Linked DNA regions of Homo sapiens: all the other regions are linked to region 3. A link is a contact called in ENCODE Hi-C or POLR2A ChIA-PET data. All regions are on one chromosome and are shown on one strand. Each heading gives the region's core, a stretch centred on a gene start or an enhancer-like site at or near the end of the contact. The rest is flanking DNA. Distances are from core to core; before and after follow the strand shown. Region 1 has its middle 18 kb from the start of APOBEC3H. Region 2 holds the start of KDELR3 (KDEL endoplasmic reticulum protein retention receptor 3). Region 3 holds the start of DNAL4 (dynein axonemal light chain 4).

Region 1 (3,203 bases), core at 535-3,034, 320 kb after region 3:
ATAAAGCCAAATAAAAAAGAAAATGTGGTATATACAAACAGTAGAATATTAGAAGATTCTGTCATATGCTACAAAGTAGGTGGTATATACACATAGTAGAATATTATTCAGCCTTGAAAAAGGAGATTCTGTCATGCACTACAAAATAGGTAAACCTGGAGGACACTATAGCAGGTGAAATAAGCCAGTCACAAAAAGACTAATACTGCATGATCCCACCTCCTTGAGATATCTACAACAGTCAAACTCAAGGAAACAGAATGTAGAACAAGGGCTATCTGGGGCTAGGGGAGGGGGAAACTGAGAGTTGTCATTCAATGAGTATAGAGTTTCAGTTTTGCAAGATGAAAAAGCTCCAGAGATCTGTCACCAAACAATGTAAGTATAGTTAACAACACTGGGCCAGATGAGGTGGCTCATGCCTGTAATCCCAGCCTCCCTGAGGAGGGCGAATCGCTTGAGCTCAGGAGTTCAAGACAAGCCTGGGCAACATGGTGAAACTTGTCTCTACCAAAAATAGAAAAAAAAAAAAAAAAAAAGCCGGGCATGGTGGCGCATGCCTGTCATCTGAGCTACATGGGAAGCTGAAGTGGAAGGATTGGTGGACCTAGGAGGTGGAGGTTGCATTGAGCCGAGATCGCACCACTGCATGACACAGTGAGACCCTATCTTCAAAAAAAAAAAAAAAAAACCCACTGAACTGTACACTTAAAAATGGTTAAGAAGCCAGATGTAGTGGCTCACACCTATATTCCCAGCACTTCCCAGAATTTATGGTTTGTAGTGTAATGCCTAACTTTGTTTTTTACTAACCTTATTTTAACCTTGTTTTTACTAACCCTATTTTTAAATGTTCCCTTTTTGTCTCCTTAATTACCTAGCCTTGTTTCCCATATGAATAGACTCTCCCTTAGCGGGGAAAGCCGACGAACTCCATCTGGCCCCTTGATTTACAAGACGTTAAGGGCTCCTTACCCGACCCCCTTCGTCAAGGAGTTAACCTGTGTAAGCTGATCCTCAGCATTTCAAAGGAGCTCAATGAACTGATAAGGTACTAGAACAAACAATGTATGAAGTTCCCAGGATTTTGCTCAAAAAGATAACAACATAAAGCCTTGAGTCTGTGTCCGGCATAGCATCCATATCTAACTCTTATGAAGGATTTAGAGCCCCGCACCTGGTTCCGTTGCTTTTTTTGTAACCATTTGTCTTTTAAATTGTTTATTTCTCTGTAACCATTTGTTTTTTGATTCTTGCGTGTTTTTACTTCTGTAGAATTATTGCATTTGAGCTCCCCTCCCCTTCCTAAACCAAGCTATAAAAGTAAATCAAGCCCCTTCCTCGGGGCCGAGAGAATTTTGAGCGTTAGCTGTCTCTTTGGCCACCGGCTTAAATAAAGGACTCTTAATTCGTCTCAAAGTGTGGCGTTTTCTCTAACTCGCTCGGGTATAACAGTAGGGCATGACTCTTCAGACCCCTTAGATAGGAATTTGCACAAGCTGAAAAGATCAGAGCTTAGCCCACACAAAGTAGATGAATAGGAGAAAAGGCATACTAATTTATTAACATGTCCATGAGAGAGAATGACAGAGGGAGCACTCCAACCCCACAAAGAGCTGTAGCAGTTCATATACCATCTTGAGGTTACAGAAAGATTTGGGGCTTGGATCCTGGCAAAACAGGCTATGGGAAAGGGAGAAGAGGAGGCCTGGCTGGCAAAGGTGGTCTTGTTATGTAGATGAAACCTCACAGATAGCAGTCCTCGGAGGAAAAAGATGGTAAATGTTTCTTTCAGAGTTTTAGGGTGTCAGAATCTCAGTTCCTCTTTCCTAGATCTGGACAAGGGAGGGCCTGGGAGAAAACCAGGCTGCAGCAATGCAGATTTTCTACAGATGCAAATCTCCCCCACAAAAGACCGCTTTTGCCGGGCGCGGTGGCTCAAGCCTATCTGTAATCCCAGCACTTTGAGAGGCCGAGGTGGGCGGATCACCTGGGGTTAGGAGTTCAAGACCAGCCTGGTCAACACGGGGAAACTCCATCTCTACCAAAAATAGAAAAAAAAAAAATTAGCTGGGTGTGGTGGTGTGTGCCTGTAATCCCAGCTACTCATGAGGCTGAGGCAGGAGAATCGCTCGAATCCAGAAGGCGGAGGTTGCAGTGAGCAGATATCATGCCACTGCATTCCAGCCTGGAGGACAGAATGAAACTCAGTCTCAAAATAATAATAATAATAGAAGACCGCTTTGCAGGGCTGCTTCTGTTTGCAGGAGCAGCCATCTCAAAATATATCAGAGAAGGATATTTTGATTACCTTTACTAGCCTTTCAGGTCTCAGAAGCAGATAGATGATGATGGATAGATGGATGGATAGATGAATGGATGGATGGATAGATAGATAGGTAGATATGAGGACTAAGCTCTGCTTTTTTTTTTTTTTTAATCTTGCCCAAATTCCTATCTAAGGGGTCTGGGGAGTCATGCCCTATAAACCATAAATTCTCATCAGATGAGTTTTATTTAACCCTCTGTTTCATGACTTACTTTCCAATATGATCGCTGAAGGGGTTCACCTTGCCCACTGCCTAGACAGAGCTGATTTATATCAAGACACAGCAATTGCAATAGAGAAAGAGTAATTCACGCAGAGCAGGCTGTGCAGGAGACTGGAATTTTATTATTACTCAAATCAGTCTCACGGAAAACTTGGGGATCAGAGGTGGTTTTTTGTTTTTTGGTTTTTGGTTTTTTCTAGAAGGAGACTTGCTGTCATCCAGACTGGAGTGTTACCGGTGGTGACAGTCTAGCACCTTTTAAAGGTCTGATAGGAAACATTTGTCATCTCTTGTCTCTAAGGGCAGCCACTATGAGACTTCAAAAGAGACTTGGTCTTCACAGTCTTTTATTTTATTTTATTTTATTTATTTTTGAGACACAGTCTAGTTTTGTCACCCAGGCTAGAGTGCAGTGGACCTCTGCTCACTGCAACCTCCCGCCTCCTGGGTTTGAGAGATTCTCCTGCCTCAGCCTCCCGAGTGGCTGGGATTACAGGCGTGCCACCATGCCTGGCTGATTTTTATATTTTTAGTAGAGATGGGGTTTCGCTGTATTGGTCAGGCTGGTCTCAAACTCCTGACCTCAGGTGATCCATCCGCCTCGGCCTCCCAAAGTGCTAGGATTACAGGTGTGAGCCACTGTGCCCAGCC
Region 2 (3,105 bases), core at 536-3,035, 330 kb before region 3:
CTCGCTTTCCCCATGTGTGAAATGAGAATGAGGCCACTGCTTCCTCACAGTGCTGTTTAGATGAGTGCCTTTGGAACTTTACAGTTAAACACGATCCCCAGGGGATTCGTGTGCACATCGGAGTCTGATTCACCCGGGAATGCCTGGGGAGGGGCTGAGATTCTGCATTCCCAACAAGCGGTAGCAATGCTGCTGGTCTTTGGACTGCGTTTGGGGTCTCAAAGGACTGCCTTGGCTGGGCGCGGTGGTTCACGCCTGTAATCCCCGCACTTTGGGAGGCTGAGGCAGGCAAATCATCTGAGGTCAGGAGTTCGAGACCAGCCTGGCCAACATGGTGAAACCCCATCTCTACTAAGAATACAAAAATTAGCCTGGCGTGGTGGCGGGCGCCTGTAATCCCAGCTACTTGGGAGGCTGAGGCATGAGAATCGCCTGAACCAGGGAGGCAGAGATTGCAGTGAGCAGAGATTGTGCCACTGCACCCCAGCCTGGGCCACAGAGCGAGACTCTGTCTCAAAAAAAAAAGGACTGCCTTTCCCTGGGAGGAAAAGTAGGGAAAGTAGGGGGCATAGGGAGCCATAGAAGGGTCTTGACCACTGAAGTGACAGATTTTTATCACAGAAAAGAGGCTGGCCATAGTGGCTTATGCCTGTAATCCCAGCATTTGGAAGGCTGAGGCAGGCAGATGGCCTGAGCACAAGAGTTCGAGACTAGCCTGGGCAACACAGTGAGACCCCATCTCTGTTTAAATACATTTGTCATGGAAAAGCCTCTCTGGTTATCTGTGGCAGGAGGTGGGAGTGGGAGGAGGTCCGTTATTTAGAGAGAGATGAGGGCGCTGAATGGGAGGAGGGCTTATTCAGGTCAAGGAGGGGAGGCTAAGGGCCCTCAGCTCACCTGGTCCACTCTTTCAGACGCAGAGACTTATATCCAGAGGGGGTGGTGGACCTGCTCAGACCACACAGCCCTGGGAGGACTCCCTCCCACCAGGGACCCTTCACTCCCCACCCTTCCTGGTGCTCAGCCCTCCTGGGTCTCTCCTGTCCTGTGTGTCCCTGTTTAACATCCTAGTAACACCAAGAAGAGGGAAGGCACGAACGAGGGCCCTGGATCTCCCTGACCAGCTTGACCTCCTGCCTACCCACAACAACCCGATTTTACAGGTGAGAAAATTGAGACCAAGAGAGAGGAAGGCCCACCGACCCAGGCTGCAGCCGAGGTCAGTCTGATTCTGCTGCTGAGTGGTGTGCCATTACCATTGTCCACCTGCAGCAAGATCGGGTCCCGACCGGGTGGACAACCAAATTAACAGACGGAGGTGGGGACTCCGCTTCCGGCTCGCCCCGCCCCACCCCACTCTCCCAGGGAGGGAGCTCCAGCTCCGGGAAGATGAGGACAATAGCAGGAATCGCCCCACAGGGTACTTCCACGTGCTGGCTCCTGCCAAGCGCTGGCACCAGTGTTATGGGGCCTGTGTACAGATGAGGAAACTGAGGCAGAGATTGGGGCTTGGTGGCAGGCCTCCAGTTTCTGCGGAGGGAAGGCAGAGGGCACTTGGGGCATGGGCGACATGGGTCGTGGCGGGCACCCGGCGCACACGGCAGCCGGGCGCAGGCCAGAAGCCCCCCCGCGTCGCCGGGCCGCCCAGTCCGGGAGCCGGGCGCTGGGATGGGCGGGAGGCGGGATCTCCGGGCCGCGCCGCTTCCTGGCTCCCCACCCTGCGCCGGCGGCCGCCCTGGCCACGTCACCGCCCGGCCAAGAGTGCGTGGGCGGCGGCGCGCGGGTGCGATCGCGGAGCTGTGAGGCGCAGGCAGGGCTCTGGGGCACCTAGAGACCGGGGCCGGAGACGTGGCAGCCGCCCTGCCCGCCAGAAAGTTTCCTAGAAGTTTGCTGGGCGCGGGCGCACGACTGACTGGCTGGACCATGAACGTGTTCCGAATCCTCGGCGACCTGAGCCACCTCCTGGCCATGATCTTGCTGCTGGGGAAGATCTGGAGGTCCAAGTGCTGCAAGGGTGAGGGGCGCCTGGCAGGGAGGTGCGGGACCCCCTCTCTGGCCAGCCTCATGCCCCTGCGTGCAGGGCAGGGCGCTCCAGGTGTCTGCTCAGGGTGGGGACTCCGGCGTGGGGGTCCTTGAAACTTTGCGGAGCTCCACTTCCAAAAACAATGTAAAGTTGTATAAAATCAGAGGAGGAGGACCCCTCGAGATGATGGGAGGCGGGTGGGTTTGTTCCTGCACAGACGCCCCCTCAGGTTGGCAGTGTCACTGCTGGTTGGAAGAGGGGGTTATAAGGGAGGTGACAACCCCTCCCTCCCACCAGTTACACCCATTGTTCCTTCCACCATCGACTGTGGGGAGAAGCAGATATGCACTCAGGAACGGCCCACGATTCTCAAGGTCTTCTCTTCCCTGCCCCTTCCCAGACCCCACCCCGCCCCCCAAAGTGAGCCCTCGTCCCTCCCCTGCCTGCATGTGTGGCACCGGTGGCTGTGATGTGGCAGGAGGGCACCAGCCGGGCTCAGGCGGGTATGGAGCTGCCTCTAAACGGAAGCCGGGGAAGGCTGGAGGGGTCCCCTGTTTGCATTCTGGCTGCCCTGCTGGGGGTTTGGAGAAGCTTGGAGGCTGGACTCGCGGTCGCCAACAGATCCAGAGCCACGAAAGGCTGCCAGAGCCTCCTCCAGCCATCTTTGTCCACCGGCATCCTCGTGGTGCCCTCCCTGTGCCTGGCACTGGGTGTGCAGAGGCAGGAGTGAGCTCAGGCTCCTCGTGGGGCTGAGGAGGCTGAGAAGGCTGAGAGTGGGCCCCGAAGGCCCTGTGGAAGGAGCAGCTCCGTGCTGGTCCCGGAGGACGAGCAGGTGTCAATCCAGGAAGTGTGTGCTGTGGAGGGCTCCGGGGATGAAGAGGCATGGAGGTCACCAAGCACCGGGCATCCCCCGGGAAGGGTGGGCAGCCAGATTTGGGGTGGTCTGGAGGGAGATGAGTCCAGGAGGGAGGCTGGTCCAGATGTGAAAGGGCCTTTTCTGCCAGGCCAGGGAGTTGGGTCTGGGGAGCCCTTCATGGTTTGGGAGCCGGGAAGGGGCCTGGAAGGGGGCCTGAACAGGTTGC
Region 3 (3,024 bases), core at 496-2,995:
TCAGCCTCCTGAGTAGCTGGGATTACAGGTGCCCGCTACCACGTCTGGCTAATTTTTTGTATTTTTAGTAGGGACAGGTTTTACCATGTTGGCCAGGCTAGTCTCAAACTCTTGACCTCAGGTGATCTGCCTGTGTCGGCCTCCCGAAGTGCTGGGATTAATAGGCGTGAGCCACCGCTCCTGGCCTTTATTTTTTATTTTTAACATTTTTAACTTTTTTGTTAAAACTCAGACACAGATACACTAGCCTAAGCCTACACAGGGTCAGGATGCTTAGTGTCACTATCTTCCACTACCACATCTTGTCCCGCTGGACGGTCTTCAGGGCAATAACACGCATGGAGCTGTCATCTCCTATGATAACAAAGCCTTTTGCTTGAATACCTCCTGAAGGACCTATCTAAGACTGTTTACGGTTAAATTTTATTTTCTTATAAGTAGGAGGAGTGTACACTGTAAAATAACAATAAAAGTGTAGGATAGTAAACACATAAACAAGTAACAGTCATTTATTACCATTATCAAGTATGATGTCCTGTACACAATTGTATGTGCTATATTTTATATGACTGGCAGCACTGTAGGTTTGCTTACACCAGCATCACCACACACGTGAGTCATGCATTTTGCTTTGACATTACGATAGCTATGTAACTAGGTGATAGAAATTTGTCAGCTCCATTATAACCTTAGGGCACCACCGTGGTATCTGTGGTCTTTCTTGACCAAAACGTTGTTATATGGTACATGACTGTATTTCAATCTCCATCTGTCCCCTCCCCACCCCTAAGTAACCCTAACCATGGAAGCCCAGGAGGAAGATCAGAGAGGGTCAACTGGAGAAATGACAGTTCATGCTGACCGGGTTGATAACATTTCCCAGAGAGGGAAAATGTGGTGAAGAGACAAAGGAAAGAAACTAACAAATACTGAATCTATACTGGACTGGACTCTGTACTTCATATTAGCCTCAGAATTACCAAAGGAGATGCACCGACGTATACTGATTTTACATATGCACTGATTAAAAGCGCAGGGAGGGTAGGTCTTGAGACTGGGAATCCAAATTAGGTTTGCCAAGTTATTTTCACAATACACGATACCTCCCATTGGGGAGCACATCCTCTCGGAAGCCTAAAGTTGGGTCAAAGAACAACGACATCCTAGAACGTCAGAGTGGAAGAGGCCTTAGAGATCACTCAACTCAACTTCTCATTTACAGATGGGGAAACTGAGGCCCAAACAGGGGAAATGACCAGCCCAGAATCCCAGTAAGTCGCCAACTCTCCAAGCCAAGAGCGGTCTGACCTAGTTGATGGCGACCCCGCGGGAGAGGGAATTACTCCGCGAAAGGTCGAGGGATCAAGGTGCTGGGGGAAGTCGGCTAAAGGGGGACGCGGGACCACGAAGCTGGGCAGGCCTTGGGTGGGTGGGGAAGAGCAGCCGGCAGAGTCGCGATGGCAAACCTGTCACGACAGAGCTCGCAGGTCCCGAAGTGGGGGTGAGGGTGGGGGTTGAGGATGGGAAGACCTGGGGCAGGGGAACAGCAGGCAGGAGACCGAGGTGGGGCCTCGGCGGCGGGCGAGGCCTCTTCCGCCCTGCGTTGCCTCCCGCCCTCCCTCCGGGCCGGCCCTCCCCGCCTGGCTGCCCGCCGCGCCCCGGGGCCTCACCTGCTCCTGCGGGGGCCGGAGCCGGGGCCGCAGCCAGCGAACCCCCGCCAGGGTTGTCAAGGAGCGAAACAAGAGTGTCTTAGCAACCAGCAAGGAAGTCCTGCCCCCTCACCGGACGTTGACGAGAATTTCACTTATTATTGGTGGATAAAAGTATCAATCAGAGTGAAAGGCCCTTATAAGTCAGGCGTTTGCAAGGACAGGGGCGTGGTTTAGAGGCCAGGGAGGCGGGACTTCACTTATAGTTGTCTTAAGCGTGCCCGAGGAGCAGGGGACACATTGAAGTTCTTTTTCTAGGGAAACAAACTTCGAAAAGCAGTACTGCCTTGGGAGGTTCTTTTAGTCACTTGAAATAACAAATGCAACTTGTTGGTGTCGTGACACTTAGCCACTACTTTATTGGGATCTGAAAAGCCTGATAATAACTAGCATTTTTGTAGGGCTGTACAATTAATATCTCACTTGATTCTCATTACAGTACTTTTAGGTGATAATATTCGTCATCCCATCTGAACTAAAGTTCAGAGAGGTTAAGTAACTTGGTAAAGGATGGAGGTAATCTCCCTGGAGAAGGAACCCAGGGGCTCCTTCCTCTGTGCCACACCCTTGTATGGTCACCTAGCTCTAGTCACTAGGAGACATTTGTACCACCTAATTTCAGACACAGTTGCCCAGAGCCTGCCTTTTCTTCCCCTTGGGAGGGAAAATTAATCCGAAAGTACGGAGAAGGAAAAGGGGAAAGGGGAAGAACTGGCGGATTCTATTATTTGATTGGTAGATCAAAGGGTCAGTTGGGTACTTCGTAGTTTAAACCTTTATTATTGTGATGAGTACTTGGGGTGAAACCCCACTGCCACATTTACTAGCATTGAAGCTGTCTTTGCCAAAATTATAACTGAGGAAATTATGACAGTGAAAGAGATCAGACCTAACCCACTCCATCTTGCCTTTCTAGCCTTTAAGCTGTCTTTGTTCATTCCTAGGCATAGGCTGAACGAACCTTGGGAAGGAATTTAGTTTATAGTTTTACTCTGAAACAAAATTGACAATAGCCCTTTCCCAAAAAGGCTCCCTTCCTGCCTTGGGACCAGTCTGCCTTTGTAGGACTAACAAATTAGCTACAACATTAGAAATTATGGTTTAGGGGTCACACAGCAGCCTCTGGCTGCAAGAGTCTGAACCTTCCCAAATTGCTCCTGGGGATAACATCACTATTGTAAAACCTAAGATCAGCGCTTGAGATATTTTGCAGACCCTGCGCTCGATGGATCAGCTGACACCACCCAGACCAGTAATGTGGCTCAAACAGTTCTGTGATCCCACCCAGGAACAGAAGACAGCAAGAAAACCTCAC

Evidence for each region. A loop is a pair of places that touch in the nucleus more often than their neighbours do. ChIA-PET counts read pairs that join two places held with the same protein, here RNA polymerase II (POLR2A). Pooled maps may share reads with other maps.
Region 1: a pooled map shows a loop between it and region 3 (7-fold over the local background). The contact joins the enhancer-like site here to the promoter of DNAL4 in region 3. A Hi-C loop is called at or near these places in 1 of 168 maps with a recorded cell type or tissue (ovary) and 3 of 50 pooled maps. POLR2A ChIA-PET finds 5 or more read pairs at or near these places in 1 of 52 experiments (B cell).
Region 2: a loop to region 3 is called in a pooled map, with 2.2 times the contacts of the local background. The contact joins the promoter of KDELR3 here to the promoter of DNAL4 in region 3. A Hi-C loop is called at or near these places in 1 of 50 pooled maps. POLR2A ChIA-PET finds 5 or more read pairs at or near these places in 2 of 52 experiments (A673 and activated naive CD4-positive, alpha-beta T cell).

The regions. Positions count from the first base shown.
Region 1 is chr22:39,113,412-39,116,614 of GRCh38, forward strand. No RefSeq gene overlaps it. Among named protein-coding and RNA genes, the nearest start is that of APOBEC3H, 18 kb to the left of the region's middle. RefSeq lists an enhancer at 557-1,531. Within about 2 kb of position 1,785, at least 5 of the 41 ENCODE cell types and tissues checked have a DNase peak (open chromatin) inside an H3K27ac peak, as active enhancers do; they include B cell, where a contact is called at or near this core.
Region 2 is chr22:38,466,311-38,469,415 of GRCh38, forward strand. It overlaps KDELR3 (KDEL endoplasmic reticulum protein retention receptor 3), which reads left to right and starts at 1,786. Exons shown (of 5, transcript NM_006855.4): 1 at 1,786-2,014. The coding sequence starts at 1,924. RefSeq lists silencers at 1,548-1,617, 1,638-1,867.
Region 3 is chr22:38,792,398-38,795,421 of GRCh38, forward strand. It overlaps DNAL4 (dynein axonemal light chain 4), which reads right to left and starts at 1,746. Exons shown (of 4, transcript NM_005740.3): 1 at 1,671-1,746. RefSeq lists a silencer at 1,488-1,937.